Linked DNA regions of Mus musculus: region 2 is linked to region 1. A link is a loop called in an ENCODE intact Hi-C map of the cell type or tissue named here. Cell type or tissue: left cerebral cortex. All regions are shown on one strand. Each heading gives the region's core, and the rest is flanking DNA. Links, peaks and the distances in the headings are about the cores only.

Evidence for each region. Hi-C counts contacts between places; a loop is a spot of excess contacts. Peaks named below come from ENCODE experiments on the same cell type or tissue, not always from the same donor. Only the 100,000 strongest peaks of a DNase experiment are listed, where the experiment ranks them.
Region 2: a loop joins it to region 1, with 2.3 times the contacts of the local background. A loop is called at or near these places in 15 of 42 quality-filtered maps.

The regions. Positions count from the first base shown.
Region 1 is chr5:91,458,705-91,469,550 of GRCm38, reverse strand. No RefSeq gene overlaps it. Among named protein-coding and RNA genes, the nearest start is that of Gm42110, 14 kb to the right of the region's middle. In left cerebral cortex, for the core only: a CTCF peak has its summit at 4,243 (motif pointing left); DNase peaks (open chromatin) are centred at 4,343, 4,909 and 5,701.
Region 2 is chr5:91,988,786-91,999,631 of GRCm38, reverse strand. It overlaps Odaph (odontogenesis associated phosphoprotein), which reads right to left. Exons shown (of 2, transcript NM_001177577.1): 2 at 4,315-4,987. The coding sequence ends at 4,671. Among named protein-coding and RNA genes, the nearest start is that of Odaph, 6.7 kb to the right of the region's middle. In left cerebral cortex, for the core only: a CTCF peak has its summit at 4,961; DNase peaks (open chromatin) are centred at 2,191, 2,550, 3,768 and 4,913; H3K4me3 peaks cover 472 bases; H3K27ac peaks cover 469 bases.

The DNA.
Region 1 (10,846 bases), core at 1,009-9,008:
TTGTTGATGATATTTCTGACCCTTTGAACTGGAAATCTTCACCCTCTTCTATTCCTAGTATTCCTATGTTTGGTATTTTCATTGTGTCCCAATTTTTTCTGGATATTTTGAGTTAGAAACTTTTTACATTTGATGGTTTTTTTTTTTTTTTTTGGCCAGTTAATCAATTTCTTTTATAGTGTCCTCCATGCCTGAGATTCTCTCTTCCATCTTTTTCTTGTATTATGTTGGCGATGCTTGTGTCGGTATATCCTGTTCTCTTTCCTAGTTTTTCCATCTCCAGGGTTGCCTCCATTTGTGCTTTCTTTATTGCTTTTATTTCCACAGATGGTGCTGTGTGCTCTGGGTTAGAGCAGGTCTCCTGGGAGGCAGAATGAGCTGTGAAGTGGAGGTGGGTGGTGATGAGATGATCATTAGTGCAGATGGAGATATGAACCAGAATGTATATATGTTATACATTATACACACATATACATTCTCTCTATACATATATTACACATAACTGCATTATATTATATATAATATATCAAATTTACCTATATGCTTTTCATACCTGGTTCAGCCACTCTAACCAACCCTCAGTGATCCTATTGTTGCACTTGTTTTGTTCACTCCCAGCCTTGGATGGTGCAACCAACACTTGGTGTCCTCTCTCGTATGTTATCCAGTCCTGAAGAGCTTCAGGGGAAAATCATAAACATTCCTATTTGGAATCAGGTAAAGTAAATCTTCATATCATTAAACAATGCCTGTGCACATCTTTGATCTGCATCTTCACAACTTACCACTATAATTCTAAACTTCTGTGGCTTTTCTCATATCATCACTGTTCACTAGATGAATTGTAAAGGCAAAAATGAAGGTGTGTGCATCTTTGTGTTCACAGTACCTACAAAGACTGGCAAGACATTGCAGAAATGTATAAATGGTAGTGGAGTAAAAAGAAAAATGGGTTTTAATGTAAAACACGTGTTTCAGCTGTTGGTATCTCCATTTATCAGTGTCATTTGGAGCAAGTGCATTAAAGATTTTGACTCCCAATTATATTCTAATACATCCAAGCTCTTAATTTGTTCTAATGTATGTGTTAACCAGAGAATTCAATTGCCTCAATCATTATGAGCCTCAAGAGGCACAATGCATTTGAACAACATTTCAAATGCTGAATGGTATTATGGAAGTGATCAATAATTAGCTATTATTTTCCCTAGGCCCACGACCTATCTCATTTCAGGTTCTTGGTCTCTTTAGCAGAATCTGACAGACTTCCATTTCGTGGAGTGGGTATTAAATTCAACCAGAAAGCAGTTGGTTACATCTATAAGATTTGTGCCGTGTTTGCATCAATATATCTTGCAGGCAGGCTGATCACTGTTAGAGGACATGAGATTTGTAGCTGGGTAATATTAATGCTTATCTTCCTCCTCTAGTAGCATGCAGAGAAGCTTACAACACCATAATGGATATTAGTCAGTAGGGGTGAAGCTTCTGTGAATACATATGAACTCACAAAGACTGTGGCAGCACGCACAAGCCAGATGGGGTCCAGGCACTGACAGGAGGAGTAGACACAGACTCTGACCCATAACCAAGAAGCTATTTACAGTTAATTCCTGATGGCAAAGGGAAAATCACTTTTCTCCAATGGAGTGTCACTGGGTGTATCAACCTCACTCTAGGTCAGGCTCTGGGCCCAGCAGTAGTTGTCCAATCCAAAGTGAACTGCACGGGGTTTTGTTTTTGTGTGTTTGTTCTATAAGCTTTTTGTTGTGTTTGTTTGTTTTGTTGTTGTGGTGGTGTGTCTGTATAAGAGAGGAAGAGGAAGAGGAAGAGGGAGAAGGAGAGGGAGAGGGAGAGGGAGAGGGAGAGGGAGAGGGAGAGGGAGAGGGAGATATGAATTTGTGTGAATAGGGAGATAAATAGGAACTGTGAGACATCGTGAGAGGGGAAATGTGGCCAAAATATATCATAAAAAAATTCAAATATATTTTAAAAATAAAAATAAATCTTAGCAAATGCTGATAAACATAAGAGCAATGACAGGTAGCTTTTCGGAGTAAAGACCCACTCTTTCTCTCTTTCATTACCTTGTTAGCATTTTTCCTGAACAAATATGCATATTTGATCAGTTATCTTTTTTTTCCCCTAACAGAACAAGAATAGATTAAAGGAGGCTAGGAAGACTCTCGAGAGTTAATTTATTTCCCTCTGTGGAAAAGTGCAGTTATTTCTGTCTCCTTATGTCACTGAGTAAATGCACCTCAGCGAACACAATGCAGGACAACTTTCATACTGAACACAACAGAATGTTGGTGTTGTTGTTTAAGGGTGTCATTATGTAGACAGTGCTGGCCTCAGAATTAGAAATCTGCTTGCCTCTGCTTCTGATGAAGTGCTGCGACTGCAGATGTGCGCCATCATGCCCAGGGACAGTTTGACTTTTATGCCTTTCAGTGTCTTCTATTTTTTTGGTTTGGGGACCACAATGGATTTGTGGCATCTGAGTCACAGCCTTGTACTAGTGAAAGACTTTGTCCCTGAATATTTATTTTATGTTCATTTTTATTTGCCTACCAGGCTGGTATTCCTGCATTCCACTCTTTCCTACAACTAAAGGCAGAAAACATTCATTCTCGAGTAAATAATTTTTTAGTAAGCTGGCAAAGTAGGTGTATTTACCAGTGCTCTATTCATGTCCACTCCTCCCAGAGCTGCTGTATTTCCCTCAGTCTGCCCCTCACACACTCTCCTCCACAAAGTGCTCTGAGTCCTCTCTGCTCTCATTACCAAAGCCTTTATCCAGCTTCTGAAAGAGCAAACGAATCCTGTTCCCTAACAATTTACATGTTGAAGCTTTATATCCCAGTACCTCAGAACATGACTGACTTTGGGGACAGAGTTCTTAAAGTGATGATGGAATTCAAACAAGTCTGTCAGAATGAACCCTAATTCAACTTAATGTCCTTAGAAGAGGGAGCTGGACACTTGTGATATAACTGCACAGGCAGAGGCCATGTGAATGCATGGCAGAGAAGGCAGATGGTCACTTACAGACCAGGAAGAGAGGTCTCTGGGCAACCCAAATCTATGAACACCTGACCTTAGACTTCCATCCTCTGGAGCTATATGAAAATAGTCTTTTATGATTTAGGCCATTCAGGTTATAAGGTTCTGTTAAATCATCCTGGTAAACAAATTTTGTCATGAAATTCCCAGCATCTTGTGTGATTCGGGTCTAGGAAAGAGGTAGAGAGCAAAGGTCAGAGAATGAAATAGTACACAGTCAAGAAAAGAAAGAGGGAAATTGGGGAAAAGTTTGAAGTAGATGTCAGTTCAGTTACTAAAGTAGATGTAGACTTTAGTTACTAAAATCTGGGCATCCAGAAGTGATTTAAAGAAATCTTCTCACCAGCTGCTTTCCTTAAGTGCTTGTAGAACCATGGTGTGGAAATCTTTTGATATTTTCTTATGTTCTTGGCTCTTACATTCTGATTCCACTGAGTTCATCATGCTCATTCCTGCTCTGAGAGTCAATCAATATGCTCGTCATCAAGGCTGCATTCCCCATCCTCACCCCCAGCTCCAGAGATTCTGCTGACTTAATCATTATTACTGCGTCAGGAATGCAAAGATGCAGTACGTGCGGGTGTATCTCTCTCTCTCTGTCTCTCTCTGTTCCTCTCTCTGTCCCTCTCTCTGTCTCTCTCTCTGTCTCTCTCTGTCTCTGTCTCTCTGTCTCTGTCTCTCTCTCTTGCTGTTTCCCTAAAAGTGTCACCTAAAAATGTCCTTGGATGTCTTAGTTTACATCTATAATTCTTGGTTGGTTCTGAAGGATGTACTGAACTTTAGAGTTGGACCTTCACAGAATAAGAACCTCCTTATAATATTCTTGCCAAGATGAAGTTTCAAGCTATCAGAGACTTTCATGAGAGCCCATTCAGCATTTCAGCGGACTTGGTTTTCATTTCGTTGCCTTAGTTGTGTCTCATGATCATTTATAAACTTGAGAACCTGCAGAGGGTAACTATGAATCAACCTACCTACCTGCTTGCTGCCTGCCTGTCTGCTTGCCTGCCTGTCTGTCTGTCTGTAATCATCTATTTCTTTATTTTGAATTTTTAATAAGGCCCCAATCCCCTATTAACCTGGGGAAAAAACAGGATGTGGAGGTCTTTAAGCCTTAGAGAACCTCCCTTCTTAGGTGTAGTTCAGCTTGTTCTGTTTTAGACTGACACCTGGTGGTCACACAGGATCAGCCACTGCCTGGACAGTGAAGAATTTTATCCCAGGGAAGAGTGGGCCACATTGTATGTTGCTCTTGCCAGCAAATACTCCAAAGCATGGGTATTTATTTTTCATTTTCTGTTGTTATATAAATCAAAGTGCCTGCTGGGATTTTACTATACTTCTCGAAAGATTTAAAAATAGGATATTTTGACTGAGCACTTCGGCTTTTCTAAATGTGTCTCAAGGAAACATGCAGACAGATTTATGTATAAGCATGTTTCTCAGTGTTATTTATACCCACGAATTTGGAACACCCCACATGTTTAAAAATACAGATTCTTAAAGTCGATGTTCCAGAACACTCTGCTTTTAAAACATGCATAATGACACAGAGAGATGTTTATAATCCACATGAAGTGTATACAGCTAATGCAAAAGCAAGTGACTCCACAGTTTTACTGTAGGGTTTCTGTATATTCCCCTCTTTTCAGGGCATATATCTAACAGTTTTTGAAAGCAAATCAAAGGAACCCAAAATGGTAAATATTTTATGTGCATCATTAACTGCATGGGAGAGTTCAGTCACATTTTCTTTTGAAAGTTATGAGTCCATTGCAACCTTTCCCCTGAAACTGGCGCATAGACATACCAATATAGTCTATTGGTGCAAAAGGTCACGAACAATGGCTTTGCTGTTCTGAGGCAGGAATAATCTGGGAAGCTCACACACACAGCTGCTTCTTTAGGCAGCTAATGGGTCTCGTGGCTGCATCAAAGCATGCTATTTCTTACGTGGCCCCAAAGATTCATTAATTTCTCCAATTAATTTGAGTTAGGCTTTTCTTCCATGCGTTGGTTAGGATGAGGAGGGAGGTGTGAACTGAATCACTGTGCATAAGGTTCAGTAAGCAGAACTGTATTTTAGCATTGAAGACCCCCCATCTCTTCCAGTACTTCTGGGACATAGATCTGACCATTTCAAACAATGCAAATGTATAAATAGATCACCTCACCTGCTTCACTGGTCCTTTAGCCTCAAAAAAGAAAGGTGAATTCAGCTCACAGTTTTTTGTTTGTTTGTTTTGTTTTTGTTTTTGTTTTGTTTTTGTTTTCTGAAGACCTGGAAGCAGCTGCCTAGGGTACCCAGAGCAGCCTGGTGGCTGGCCACACCTACCTGGAAGGGGCCGCATAATGCTTTGCAGCTCTCACATTGATTTGCTTAATACTCTCAGGCATGATTCTTACAGAATGCTTATTCTGTTTTAACATGTCAACCCTATGAACACCAGGCGGCTACTCCAAGAGGAAGATCAGTCCCTGCTAGCCCAATCCGCAGGTTGAGCTTGTCCCAGTGAAATGATACTGGCTTTTTCATTTAGTCAGTTGGTCAGCAAAACAGTGGCAACTATTGCAGAGAAGTTCCTGGTTCCCCATGCACAGGCATTGCATAGGGACTGGTAAACAGAGGTTTCCAGCTCTGGGTGGAAACACATTGTCCAAGCTTGGCATTGAATAACTTCTGCTGAATTCAGAGCAGCAGCAGCCTCCACATGACTATTTTCCATCTTCAAAGTCGTAAAAATATCTAAGTGGTGAACGTTAGCCAACATGAAAAGATAGGGATCCATCCTATAATCAGTTTCCAAATGCTGACACCATTGCATACACTAGCAAGATTTTGCTGAAAGGACCCAGATATAGCTGTCTCTTGTGAGACTATGTCGGGGCCTAGCAAACACAGAAGTGGATGATCACAGTCAGCTATTGGATGGATCACACGGCCCCCAATGGAGGAGCTAGAGAAATTACCCAAGGAGCTAAAGGGAACTGCAACCCTATAGGTGGAACAACATTATGAACTAACCAGTATCCTGGAGCTCTTGACTCTAGCTGCATATGTATCAAAAGATGGCCTAGTCGGCCATCACTGCAAAGAGAGGCCCATTGGACTTGCAAACTTTATATGCCCCAGTACAGGGGAACCCCAGGGCCAAAAAGGGGGAGTGGGTGGGTAAGGGGTTGGGGGGGTGGGTATGAGGGACTTTTGGGATAGCATTGAAAATGTAAACGAGGAAAATAACTAATTAAAAAAAAAAAGAAAAGATAAATGGGCCTGATCATGTACTATCTATCAAGACTTATAAAGTGAAATTTAACAATAGAATACTATGTGTGCTAAAACTTTTTATCTATAGAGTGTTTTCTTGTTTTGTTTCCCTCAATTTCAACTAAAATCACCACAGTGTCCAGCCATAGCTGTGACAATGTAGCTTAGGACAGTGACAGGCTTTCTTACCGTTAGGGATTTTAGCAGACTCTTTAGTTTGTATTTACATTTGTTTCCTGTTATTTTTCTCCCTCTCATGAAGATCCCTGAGAGTCCTCATCTGTCAGGACCCCTCCAGTGTATCCTCTGGTTGTAGTCATAACTACAGCCAGACTTCAGCCCTCATTAACTACTACACCCCAAGGATGGAAAGTTCTGGTTGGATCAAAATTAACAGCTGGCTGGAGAACCCTGATGAAGTTTGATTCTTAGTGATCTATTTTATTTGCATTTTATAATATTTGCTTTTAGCTAATGTACTATCCCAGACATTTAAAGGAACAAACATTAATGTTGCAAAGTATTGCTTTAATCTAGCCTTTCTCAGCTTGTGTAAACCACTTAAGATTCTCATGCTCTTTGAGATGTTATAAATTGCTGAGGTGGGTAGAAACAGAGGGTCCTAGGAACATGTTTTTCCTAAAATGTATTTACAATATATAAATAAAGAAGACATTGATTTTTGTTGTTATTTTGAGATAGTGTGTTTTAAAAAGAAAAAGTGTTTCAAAAGTTCTAAAACAGTTACATGAAGGGACCTTAGGCAAGGGCGAGTGCTCTGACACAGAGTAGGAGGACTACAAATGCATCTTTAGGTCAATGCAGGCAATCCCTTTGTGATGCTTGCCTGTGCTGCCCAGTATGTATTAGCAATTTCCCCACATACTCATGCTACATAATTATGTATACATCAATAAGTTCCTTATTGATTTATGCATGAGAGAAAAGAGTTAAATAAAGACATTTTCAATTGATTTAAATTGGCAAATTGGCCTTTGAAAAATGTGAATAATTGTACCCACTGGTTTGTTAAAAGTTAACAAGTCTGATGGGGCTGGAGAGATGGCTGAGTGCTCAAGAGTACTGCTGCTCTTGTAGAGGATAGGGGCTCAACACCTATATATATGGTGGAAAGCTACAGGGAACCCGACACCCTTTTCAGACCTCTGTGGACAGTAGATATGCTCATGCGTGTAGGCAAAGTACACATAGCATAAGATAAAATAAAAAAATGAATCTAATAAATTGTACTAAAATGTTTGCTTTTCATGACAACACAACGATCCATTTCAACAGCCCAGTGTGGAACCTACTAAATCCTGGCAAGTGTCACTTTGTGCCCTTATCTTCAATGTACACATGCGCACAGAAGGACAGTTTCAGAGGATGTTGTAATGGAAATAAAGGAGACTCGTGACTGGGTATGATGGATGCTTTGACATGAAAACAGCGTTTCCATCACTAACTTTAAAATGCAATTATTAAAAATGGAGGAACAGAAGTATAAATTATTCTTTATATTTGCTCTATTTTACCTTTGACCTTTTCTTGTGGGGCTGTAGGTTGTACCTGTTCAGGACAGTCCTGGTTTGATTCCTAATAAACCCATGGAGGGGCAAGGGCCAGATGAAGGGCTGGAGCCTTCAGATGCTAATGTGCAGTGTTTTGTTTATGTTATCAGGAGTGGTGTTGGAGGCTGAGAATCAGCCAGAGTTTTTAAGAGTAAGGTGAATGGAGTGTAGAAAACCCAAACTCAATACTCAAACATGAGAGTACTCTTAAAAACTGAACAACACAAGAGACCCTGAAGGATTTTCTTGCAATGAGACCAAGGCTAGAGATAAAAAGCACCTTGAATCTAGGGATTGGCACATGAGCTTGGGATCATTTAAACAGTTGCGATACAGATGCAGTAGGCAATGGTACTCTTAGATCCAAATCTCTTCTCTTCGCTATAGTAAATCAACCTTTCTTCCTGTTCCCACCATGGAAAGTTCACTCATTTTAACGGTGTTCACCATCTCATGCATCAACTGTGAAGAATGAATGAATACAGAGCCAGAAATACTTCAGCTTAGCATCCATTGCAGGTTGGTGCTCCATAAATATTACCAGGTACTAGCAAGCCGAGGGAGATACTAGACTGAATAATGCCAGATGAAGGTAGAGTAATGCAGTACTTAGCAAGAAGCTGTAGAATTGGATACACTTGGGAGAGTTATTGGCTCTTTCTTTTCACTACTAAAATTGCTTTTCTGTGGAAGACAACATGACAGGTTTATCAAGTGCTGAGCACTTCGCTGCCTGTGGCAGGTTAAGGCTAGACCACCTTGGCTTTTCAAAGTCAGAGGGAGGATGGATGGGCTTGTGGACGAAGAATTTGAAAGAGCCAACGTGTATGTTGACCTCTGGCGAAGAAAACCTGATTCTCAGAGTGTGTCACATATACACGCTTGTGCTAGACAAATACACAAGATACTTGTGATCACCATGGATGAGATAACTTCTTCTGGACCTGTTCTTCCTGCTGCCCCACCTTAACATAGTCTTAGCATTTATTTAGACTGCACAAAACCACCATGACTCTGCTTTCTCAACTAGGGAGGCTTTCTAGGACTGCCAATAGCTTCTTTCAAATCCTCTAGAAAAGGCAAGTTTTGATATTAAATGCCTGGTGGAGACCTTATTTATTGTGCCTGACCTGTGCTGTTTTCCACTTCTATTTATTTTAAGAAGTTCGTGGCTTACCAGAATAAATGAGTAGGAAAGGAATCCAAGGAGAAAATGATGAACAGCTTGCTAGGAACCAAGTATTAATGGTGAGTTATAGGCCAAGACTTGTTATCTTGGGCATCAGGCTTCAGAGTGCTCAAATCTGTGAAGAGGCACAGAGCTCCAACTTTGAGTGTGTCAGGACTCCACTCATTTCAAAAAGCTTAACATTATCATGGCCTCCTCAGCAGAGGGAATTCTATTCCTGTATGTAATCATTGAGCTCAAGGTCATCAAAGCATTAACAACAAGCCATTCACTCCTCCCCACCTCCGTATTCCATGGTTTAGTTAAAACCAAAACAAAACAAATGCCAGAACAAATACCAAACACTTAAAGTACCATTATTATTATTGTTGTTGTTGTTGTTGTTATTTCAGAAGGTTGAAGTTATATAAATTGAGGCTGAGGTGGATTTCTAAGGAGATATGTTTGAAGCAGGATTAGGATGAAACATGTATTTCAGAATTTACTTTCATGTTTCACGTAAGGCTCTCACTGTAGGTTGCTGGATGTTCATGCTTCATTCTGGCTCTCAACCTTTCATCATTTCAACAGCCAGCCAGATTCCCACAGCAGGTTTCCCTGAGCCTCTCTCTCTCCTCCACATAACAACATATTCTTATTTCATCTTACTCGCCAATGTTCTGCTTCTAATAGAATTCCCGTTCAGTCTCTCTAACCAATCCTAGATGTCCTGTTGCTAAAGCCATGTAAGCATCTAGATTTTTTTCCAGTGGATCTCGGAGTGAGCACCCACCATCTTCCTCTCCATGCCAGATGCTTTCATGAGATGTAGAGCAAAGAATGGGGGCACAGCCTGTTATGTCATCTCTTTCATGTGATGTAAAAAATGGGGCACAGGCTCTGGTGACATCTCTCTCTTGATGTGTCACTTTGTTGGTGTCAAGCCAGGCTCACAGTGCTGGTTTTGTTGGCTGAGCTGGCAGTGATATTCCCCTTTGTAGTGGCTATTAGTCTAACTAAGACTTGTGTTTAAATAGCTTAAAGTTTTCCTTTTGTTAGTTGGGGATCGTTCATCAGTTAACTTTATAAGCATCAAATAAAACAGCTCATCTGGATTCAAAATAGACTACCACAAAGCTCACCTTTGTTTTAGACTTCATACTTTTGGTAAAGTGAGTTCTAGAATGGGTCTTCACTTTTGGGTTTTATATTCACCAAACCTCTTTGTAGGTCATATGAACACTCAGTCTTCAACTAGAGAAAAAATTTGAGATCCATGCCTTTCTTGCTTTCTTTGATTTATACTATTTCCAGTTTTGACAGTCTAGGTTTAGGTGTCAAGTGAAACAGAATTATTGGAAGCTTAAATTGTACAAGGTATTGTAGCAGGCATCGAGGGGGAAGTGTGAGGTTTATAAGAATAGGTAATATTCTGATTAGAAGCTGAACCCTAAAAGTGGGAAGAACCTGAACCCATGGTAAATGACATGTTACAGATCAATCAAATGACCAGCCAATCAATCAATCAATCAAATGGCCAATGATGGGTTGCCCCGGTGGCAGGAGATTTAGATAGATGCAGCTGGTACTCTGTTTAGCTGGTATCCGGATGGGAACTGGAGTCAGTTGCTAACACAGAGAAGGCTCCTTAAGCTGTGAGTCCCGTGCCTCACGTGATAGAGAAGCATGGGTCCGATGAGAAGAAAAGCACGTGGAGCTTTGTAGAAGCAGTTCTAATTTCTCTGGCTCAGAGATGCTTTTTTACTCCTGTGC
Region 2 (10,846 bases), core at 1,856-9,855, 530 kb before region 1:
CTGAGGTGGATTTCCTCTTTGTGATGAAGCCAGTGTCCAGTGTGAGGCTGAGCAGTTTCCCAGGTGTAAATGTTGCTGTATTTTGACTGGGAAGGGTGCAAGCAAGAATGATTTCTGTGTGGAGATGAAAGTAGTTCCTGCCCCCTTCCCCCAATCTGTGTCATCTTTGGCCTCTTGGCCCACAAGCAGCTCTGTTACGGTCAGAGGTTCTAAAGTCTTAAAGATATTTTTCCACGTCTAGTATTCATCACCAACAGTGGAAGCTCAAATGCAACCCAGGGGCCTAGCTGCTATTGGTGGTTATGGGTGAATATGATCTCTCACTCCCTACTTTTCCCTTTGAGAACTGTGCTTCCATTCCAGGCAAACCTCCCCTTCCCCCAATTAAAAAGTAGCTTCTCTGACATAAATGCTCACCATGTCTCACTTCAGGCAATCTAGACTATGTGTTCTCAACCTGTGGGTCATGACCCACTTGGGGGTTGTAAGACTCTGAGGAGCTTTAACTACTGAGGACTCCCTATGTGAACCACGGGGAGCCAGGGATCGATGCAAAAGCAAGAGGAATTTATTGTTCCAGTGCGCTGGGGCTGTCCTGCACCTGAAGGAAAGGCAAGGACCTCCGGCTGCCTATTCTGCGAGTTTTTATACAGTTTTTAGGGGCAGAATAGAGCATCAGCAACTAGGCACAACATGATTGGTGGAACAGTGTACCCTCTAAACTGGTTGGTGTTAAGGGAATGAGGTAGTAGGGGCTTCCCATATCTGCAGGCAGCCAACAGTCAGTCTGTCCTGCAGTTTTTCTGAGGAATGTAATCAGCCCCTCCCTTCCAGAGGGGAGGGGTGCCTATGTGCTCCATGACCTCTCTCTTCCAGGAGGGAAGGGGCCTTCATGTTCTGGGGCCTGGTGGAATTTTCCAAAGGTCCTGAGCTGACCTCTTTAGGGTCAAATATCTGATATGTGGGTCACATATTAGATATTCTGCATTTCAGATATTTATATTATGATTCACAACAGTAGCAAAATTACTTAGAAACAATTATGGTTGGGGGGTCACCACAACACAAGGGCTACGCTGAAGGGTTGCAGTGTTAGGAAGGTTGAGAACCATTGGTCTAGATGCTCAGAACCCTTACAGCTAATGTGAGAATCATTAAGAGGCTGGCAGTGAGGTCTGTGGGGGTGAGGTTTTATTTTTTCACTTCTCTTTAAGGCAAGGATAAATATAAGAGTAACTTCTATGTGTGTGTTTTTAAAAAGATTTTTAAATTTTTTAATTATGTGTATATATGTGTTCTTGTGTGTGTGTGTGCACACTCGAATGCTGGAGCCTTTGAGGTCTGGAAAAGGACATCAGATACCCTGGAAGTGAAGTTACAGGTGGTTGTGAGCAGCCTGACGAGGGTGCTAGGAAGCAAATTCAGGTCACTGCTATGTATGCTTAACTGCTGAGCCATCGACCCAGCCTCTCTGTGTTGTCTTTAAGAATGCTTCTAGGCCCAGCCGTTAAGAGCACTGACTGCTCTTCCAGAGGTCCTGAGTTCAATTCCCAGAAACCACATGGTGGCTCACAACCATCTGTAATGGAATCCGATGCCCTCTTCTGGTGTGTCTGAAGACTGCCACAGTGTACGCACATACATGAAATAAATAAATCTTAAAACAAACAAACACATGAAAAAGATTTAACTGGCATTAGATTTCTGTGAGTTGGAGACCAGCCTGATCTAAGAGTGAGTTCCAGGACAGCCAAAGCTGCTACACACAGAGAAACCTTGTCTCGAAAAGCAAAAATAAAAAAAAAAAAAACAAAAACAAAAACCAAACCAAAACAAAAAGAATGCTTCTAAATTATCATTTTGAAATGATGTCACAATATAGAACAGCAAGAATTTCATATGGCCTTTACTTTCAGGCGTATCGATTGTAAAAACATTATCTACCCGCTTAACCACCTACCTACCTACCTATTGTGCATCTATCAAGTTCATTTTTTTTTCCCCTTGAATGATCTGAGATTGAATTCTTGAAATTAGGCTCTCATTCTCCATCAAATGCCCCAGAATCTCTTCTCTGAGAACATGATATTCTCTTCCAGAATTGCAAATTCAGAAACTTAACTGGTATGACAGCATTACTAAATATATTGTTCATATTCTAAGTTTGCCAGATCATTTATGGCCACCCTCCAACCCCCAGCCCTCACTGCCAGCCTTCCCATCTCAGGATCCCACACTACATTATCTGGCACGACATGTTCGTTCATTTGCTTTAACCTTCTCCTTTCATGGGGTCAGCATTTTTGAAGATGCTAATTTTGAGCACATCCTCAAACCCTCTGAGTTTATTGTAGGAGTAAATTGAGCTTATCTGTATGGGACATAATTAGAACTGTAGACTTACCTGGTTATTCACACCTCAAAGCCAAAAATACATGAAAGAATGATCATATCCTCCTGAAAGACCCCTTTGCTCCCAAACCAGCTTCATGTTAAAAAGAATGCGCATCTTAATGCCCTGGAGAAGCTAGATCCCTGGAAGGCATTGGTGGCTGGAGACACTCCAACGCAACATACTTGTCTGGAGTCACCATATTTTAGAAGCAAAATTCATGAAGCCAGAAGAATGGTAGAAATGTGTTTAAGTCATAAGAGCTCAAAGTTTTGAGTGCAAGTGTGTGCTGCCTAGCATAGAGGCATCTTTACCCATTACAGGGAGCGGGACAGTGTTATCTCACTTTACCTAAAGAAGATTCTGTCAAACCTGGAAGAATTAGCCAGCTTTCAGCAACAAACACAGTGATTGATACACCAAACCTGCCATCCATTGTTACTATGTAATCTGAGGTTTACACACTACCTAACAGGGTCTTGTAAGGGGTTAGACTTTAATTGTAAACTTGTATTTACATTTATTATTGTGTGTGAGAGGTGTCCTTGGAGAGGGGAGGCACAGGTGTCTCGGTGTCAGTGTGGAGGTCAGAAGATCACTGGTAGCCGGTTCTCTCCACTACCTTCTATGCCCAGAACTATTAATTTTTTTAAAAAAAGATTTTATTTCTTTATTTTATACATATGATGAATACACTGTTCCTATCTTCAGACACACAACAGAAGAGTGCATCAGATTCCATTACAGATGGTTGTGAACCACCATGTGGTTGCTGGGATTTGAATTCAGAACCTCTGGAAGAGCAGTCAGTGCTCTCAACCGCTGAGCCATCTCTCCAGCCCTTAATTTTTTTTTGTTTTTTGTTTTTTCGAGTCAGGGTTTCTCTGTATAGCCCTGGCTGTCCTGGAACTCACTCTGTAGACCAGGCTGGTTAATTTTTTTTTTAATAGCAAAAGTTCTAATATTTGGAAGGGAAATGCCCCAATCAAACTTAGGGTTGTTTTGAGACAGCGAGGTTCTTCGAGACTGCCAAGCACATAGGTGTGCTGTGAAGAGCCAGGGAGAGACATGAGATTAAAATCCAAATCTTTCTTCGTGTTTGTCTTTTTCTGGTTTGTTTTTCCTCCCCACCAAACAAACACAGAATGTGTGAAGTTCATTTCAAAATATATTTTCAGGATTAAAATAGGCTTTAACTTAAGCCTCTAAATTTGAAGGAAGTATCCCTTCTTACACTACTGGCTACCATGGCTTAAGTTTTTTCCTTTTCCATTTGACATGGGAAAGAAGCATGCCAGCATGACCATCTGTCTTCTTTTCCTGGATGTCCATTCCCAGAGTTCTCACGCATTTGTGTTTTTCTGAGTTTTCTTTCTTCCTATGTCACAGCAACGACAGCAGCAGCATTTGCACATAATTCTTGAGAACAAGTAGGAGTCACTGGCCTCATGCACAGAACTCCCACATCATTGCAAAGTGAGTGGCACAAGCGAGAGGCAGGGTTTGTTAGAGAGGCCACATGGACAAGGCCTTGTCTCTTACTCCCCTGAGAGCACAAGGCCCTCATCTTGAGATGCAGTCAACTAATGTCCAGGTAATTTTAAAGCCCAGTTTTTGATTGGAGCCATGTTGAAAGTTTGAAGAGAAGTATGTGTCTATGTGACAATCACAGGAGAAACAATGACACAGTTGTCTAATTAATATGAGCAAATAGTAATATTAAAAGTAAGTTAGGATATGACAGGTAAAATATTTTGAGTTGGGCAGTTCCCCGTAAAATTAGAGCATTACCTAGAACCATTTTCTCTAGATGGCTTTTTGCTTTAATCTTTATAGTTTCTTTTAAAGCTCTTTGTAGATCCATCTGCTCTCTAAGATTCCCGTTGAGTACGAAAAGAGTGTTATTAATGGATGCATTTGGCTCATAACGGTCTCATTAAAATGTCCTTCACTCTAATTTGGAAGTGGAGGTTAATTAATACTGCTGGTGTCCAAGTACGGATAAAAAATTATTAGAACCGCCCACTAAAAGACTTTATTTGCACTAATATCCTGTGGAATAAGACTGGTGCCGTTACGGCCAGATTTTGTAAGCAAAAATGTGTAATCCAAACTCCTTGTTGTTGATTAAAAAAAAGAAAGAAAGAGAAAAAAAATCTCGTCACTGTCATTGAGGGTACTTAATCTTCCAACGCAGGGATTTTAGATTGGAGAGCGAAACAGTTTCATCACCCTTTCCAGAGGCGCCGATTCTTTTGCTTCAACAAGTCTGCGCTTCTCAGTTCTCCCTGCTCTCCTCAGATGAGCTTCCGCTCTGCTGCTGTCTTCTAAGGATGAGTCGCCAAGGGATCAGTCTACCTCGCGGCCTGTAGAATGGCCAGAACTGGAAGCGGCGGTTGTTTGGAAGGAAGAAAGGGAACCTCGGGGAGAAGCCCGGCCCCCTTGGTGGAAAAGAAAACGTGGGTGTCCTTGGGATGGGCTGGGCCCTTGTTACCAGATTCCTTGTGGTGGGCGGAGGAGTGAGTGTGAAGATCTGGCAGTCTGTAGGCTTTGCGTTATTTTGTGAGCCGCCAGGAGGGGTGACTACATCTTGTCCTGTGGAAATGAAAATGTAGGTCAGGAAATGGGCCTAGCAGCAGAAACAAAAGACAGTTAGATCCCTCCGGGTGAGGCTTGGAGAGAGATAAGAATCAAACAGAGACATTTTAAAGCATGACTGAACTGCAGTGACTCAAGGAGATGATGCATGGACACAGCTAACGATCCACATATTTATCTGGGGAACTGGTCCAAAAGAAATAAATACATATTTATCAAAGACACTAGAAGACTAAATAGGTTACAGTAACCTAAACAATCCAAATGCCCCCATCAATAGGAGGATAGCTAAATAAACCATATACTTCATACAATGAAACAGTCCCCAGAATGAAAAGCAAAACCAGCCAGGCCCTAGACACCCAGATGAATCCAAGCTACAATAAACAATGGAAATTAAACACAAAAAGGTGTACAGTGTTCATGAATAAGCAAAGTGGAGCTAAGGTAAGAAGTCAGAATGAGGATCAGCACAAATGTGATTTTATGGAGGAATTAACCAAGAACTCTGTAGCAATGTTCTACACTTTGATCTCAGTACTCATTAAGTAGATTTGGATATTAGGTAATATACATACACATATGTGTACCAGTATAAAATGTGGTGAAGCTGTACCTTTAGGACTTAAGGTTTTTTTGTTTCTTGGGGGGGGGGTGTTGTTGTTGTTGTTGTTGTTTTGTATATCATTTAAGACTCTGTACTGGCTGGTTTTGTGTCAACTTGGAGTTATCACAGAGAAAGGAGCTTCAGGTGAGGAAATGCCTCCTTGAGATCCAGCTGTGGGTCATTTTCTCAATTAGTGATCAAGGTGGGAGGGCCCATTGTGGGTGGTATCATCTCTGGGCTAAGCAAGCCAGAAAGTAACATCCCTCCATGGCCTCTGCATCAGCTCCTACTTCCTGACCTACTTGAGTTCCCAGTCCTGACTTCTTTTGGTGATGAACAGCAACATGGAAGTGTAAGCTGAATAAACCCTTTCCTCCCCAACTTGCTTCTTGGTCATGCTGCTTGTACAGGAATAGAAACCCTGACTAAGACAGACTCACTGAAATAACACAAAATTTATTTACTATGGAGAAAATAAAAAATAAAGAAAATAGTGCCAAAGACCAGTGCACACATCTTGGTTTTGAGAAGAAATTTGGATGTAGCCAAGGGTTAGTTGTTCCCGTGCCTGAATCAGCCATTGAGTTGGTCTTGCAAAAGTAAGTTCTGCTGTGCAGAGTTCTGTGGCCTAGAACATATCAGTCTAGACAAGAGAAGACTGAACAGATGTGAATGCTGGAAACATGAACATCCTCCAGGAAGCTGAGCGTTCTGGTGACTTGAAAACCAAAACCCAAACCCAACCCAAACCAAACCAAAGCAAGCAACCAACCAATCAAAAACCCCTCTCCCTCTCCCAGGACAGTTGATTTGAATTTCTTGGCCACACTGGATATAATTATCTAGCTGCCAGAGACCTTAGTTCCTTTTTTTTTTTTTTTTAAAGAATTTGTTTATTATATGTAAGTACATTGTAGCTGTCTTTAGACACCAGAAGAGGGTGTCATATGTCACTACGGATGGTTGTGAGCCACCATGTGGTTGCTGGGATTTGAACTTAGGACCTTCTGAAGAGCAGTCAGTGCTCTTACCCGCTGAGCCATCTCACCAGCCCCTTAGTTCATTTTTAAACCAACAACTCTTAGATATGTCAGCTTTGAACACCTGGCTGTGGCTGATTGGGCTATTGCTAGACACTCAACACAGTCACCAGCTAGTCACTGAGGAATTAAATTCTCACTTGAGAATTACTGTGAAGACACAGTGGGAGATGTTAGTAGGAGGTGTAGGACAGTGGCTGATGTGTGACTTTTTGGCCAGTTGAATTTTGATGGAGAGGTCAGCCTCCATGTAATAGTATGGTAAGCAGCCTTCTTCCCCCCTCTTTCCCCCCCCCAAGATAGTATGTATATGCATGTTCACATACATGTGTGCCTGTGTGTGCATGATTATGTATACACATGTGTGGAGGCCAGAGATTGATGTTGGGCATCTCTATAACTTGATCTCTACTTTATTTATTGAGGCAGGATCTCTCACGGAACCCAGCACTCTCTGATTCCCCTGGTCAGTGACTGCTGGAGAGGAAGTCACTGTCTTCAGTGATGGAGCCACCAACCTATGCTCTAGTGGAGACCTTCACACCCACGTCTACTTGGTTGGCCTTGGTTAAATCCGACAGAACAAGCACAAAGCAAAACCAAAACGAGACTTGAAAGTGGGATGGAGATTTGTGGGAGCACCTGGGAGGGGTTGGTAGTTGATAGTGGGAGATGGTAAGAGAAGGTAAAAGGATGGGTGTGGTTAGGCCTGTATGTAGTTGTATACAATGTCATACTTATAAGATAATCATTTTATAAGGTTGGTAATTTTCCCCACACCTATCCAGACTACTGAATATTGAAACGATATGACTGAAATTAGGTCGAGAAACATCAAATTATAGAAGATGACTAAATCCCACAGTGTTGATTCTTTCTGATAAATTCCTAACTTTTGTAACATGAAAACTTTATATACTCAGAATCTAGCCACTAGGAGAGAAGTTAGCCTTGCTGGGAAGTCTCATCCTGATAGCTGGCTATTAGGTCAGGCTCAGCAAGGCCTTGAGCTCTGCCATCCAGTGAACTATCCCGCTTTATAAACATCCTGACCACCACCTGCTGCATAGGCTCATCTTGTTTCTTGATGCCCTGAAGCTGACCTCTCAATCCCATAGTGGTTGGTGCTAGAGCATGCAGAAGACTTTTCTACCAGGCTGAGGTGTTTAGCTTCGTGCTCTCTTCTGGGAATCCACAAGCAGCTTCCCTCTATCACCCACCCAGGACAGTCGATGAGACCATATAAACATGTTTTGATATTTCCCCAGCAAGCTAATCACATGATGATTACAGTGGGTTACTACTTCCAAGTTACTACTGCAAGTGTCCTCGAATGTAAGAACTGGAGCTGGAGCACTGGCTCCTCAGCCAGAGGACTCAGGTGTGATTCCCAGTACACACATGGTGTCTTACAACTACCAATCTGGTTCCAGGGGATCTAACACACTCTTCTTCCAGGCATGCAGGTGGTGTGCAGGCAAAACACCCCTACATATAAAGTAAAAATAAAGTGTGGGAGCCCTAGGACTTGGTTTGGCAGTCTGTCTCATGGGACAAGGTCAAGACTATCTATGTGAATTGATGCTAAACGGCTTCTTCCTTCCCCTCGCTCAGCTGACCCCGCCTACCTATCTCTTCTTTAACCTCATTCTGCTCACTTCCTGAAGTCATTATCTTTGTTTTCTCCTCAAACTGCCTTGAAAATTCCATCTTGATTTACTACCTCTCTAAGTTTACCTAATGCCACATTTCAGAGTGAAAACTTGGGCAATCTGCTAATAACATCTCAGGTTCTTCTTTTGTTAAAGAGGGCTGTAAACATCTCAGGTTCTTTTGTTAAAGAGGGCTGCAAACATCTCAGGTTCTTCTTTTGTTAAAGAGGGCTGCAAGCTTTGTACCCATTCAAACAGTTAAACAGTGCTGTCCCCTCTACCCCAAAACGCTGCTTTGGCAAAAGTCCTTAATATTCCTGGGCTTAAATTTTGGCTCCCGGTGCCTAGAGTTCCTCTTGTCCTGGATCTCTCATGTAGTGCCCAAGTCAGACCTCCTTAGGGAGATCGTCCCTGCCTGGACGCTGGATTGGAACTTGGAAAACTTCCATAGCAGTCTTGGCCCACCAGCATTGAACTTATGAACCATGCCCTTAGCATTCCTGAAATGCCCAGCAGACCATCTTACAGACTGGCCCTACCCCCAGGGCCTGTGGAAGAATTAAACTGATGGAGAGAAAGCTTCATTTCTATAACAGCATAAGTTTCTATGTTCTTACCTATGAAGGACAGTGTGAAGATTAACATGTATTTCCCACACGTCACACACTGACACACCAGCAAGGGCACTGTACATCAAAGCTAAGCATCCTGAAAACTTAATAAGACCAAAGTAGGTCACACATTTGAATGTTGACTAAAAAACATCTGCCAGGCAGTGGTGGCTCACGCCTTTAATCCCAGCACTTGGGAGGCAGAGGCAGGCAGATTTCTTAGTTCAAGGCCAGCCTGGTCTATAGAGTGAGTTCCAGGACAGCCAGGGCTACACAGAGAAACCCTGTCTCAAAAAACAAAAACAAAAACAAACAATCAAACAAACATCTGGAGAGGCAGGGCAGCATGATATTCCAGAGGCAGGGTCCCTGCTTCTAATACTGTGACTAAGGACAGATCACCTCACCCCTGAGGGTTTTTTTTTCCCTTATTTGAAAGATGTAAGAATAGTATGGTCTATCCAATGGGCTTATGAAATTATCCAAGATAAGATATTAACGGTTCTGGGAGATACCCTTTGCATAGTACACATTTATTAAGTTAGCAATTGTTATTGTTAATTGTTAAGGTTGTGAATGTTATAGAAGGATTTTTAGCAGCACAAGCTTCACTTCTTAGGTTTATCTGTTTATCTTTTATATAAGATCTGTGTGTATCAAGGTAAGGGTAGGACTAAAGTACATAATAACTATAAGACTAGGAACTCTGTGAAGACGAGGGATTATTGATTCTGTTGGTCATTGCTGATGTCTTCAGCACCTGGAACACTCCCTGGATGGCAGTGTTATCCTTGAAGACTTGGTGTATCTCTGAATGACTAGGCAGACACTGGCTGTTCTTCTCGGTGTTTTTGTGGTACTCAGCGAGAATTTAATTCCAGCCTTAGAGTGTTTTAAATAATAATTTATATTTAAAATTATAGTATTATATAATACAAGCCAAAATATTGTTTGAAGTTTGGATGTCAGTCTTAAATGGGCTTATTATAGTCTAGACGTGAAATTTGTATCATACCCCCAAACTAGCTCGATTTTTTAAAAAAAGAGGTAATGATGAGAAGATCTTTTTATAATTACCTGTGCTCTGTGGTTTATCTGGGCAGTCAAGAGCTGTTTTGTAGAGAGCTGTAGTGATTTTTATAGCAGCAAGCCTGGGTCTACCCACGCCATTCTTCCTTACAGAGCACCTGGAATCTTAGATTTCCCATGCCCATTCAGACTCCAGCCACAAAGAAATACCAATGCCGTGGTTAACTGACTCATAATAACTGTAACTCAATTCATTTTGTGGACACCAAGAACGATTGGCTATTTTTGTAAAATTCATCACTTGAAAGATAAAGAATTTAGAGCCCAGAAAATGTGCTAAACTCCCCGTCCCCCCTTCAGGATGCTGTACGTCGGGTCAACCGTGTGCACATCCCATATTACATGCTGAATTGAGCGCTGTGATGACAAAACCATAGCGCCTGTCTCTGAGGATTGGAAAGAGATTAGATACAGACAGATCTGCCAGTCAGGCATGGAACATACACTGCAGGTGAGGCACAGACTGCTTTGACAATCCAAAGATGTCAGAGAAAAACAACCTATTTTACAATAAAGTGCCTCCAGAAAGACTTGTAAGTGTGATATTACAGTAGCATTTAATTGCTGTTACTCGAAGCAGAACTGCAGAGAGCAGATGTGAGGCAGGAAAGGAGCAGGTGCTCTTGGACGGCGAAGGGCACAGGGACACATGTGAGCCTTCCTGCTGGGCAGTCAGTCCCAGAGGACAAGCAGAAATGAGTGATGACCTAGAACCTGTGCTGCCAAGCTCAGAGACCAAATCTCACCTTTCAGACGAAATTTTTATTTGTTTGTCTGGGGACATTGTCTCACTATGTAACCCTGGCTTTCCATTCTGAAACTTGCTACATAGACTAGGCTGGCCTTGAACTCGCAGA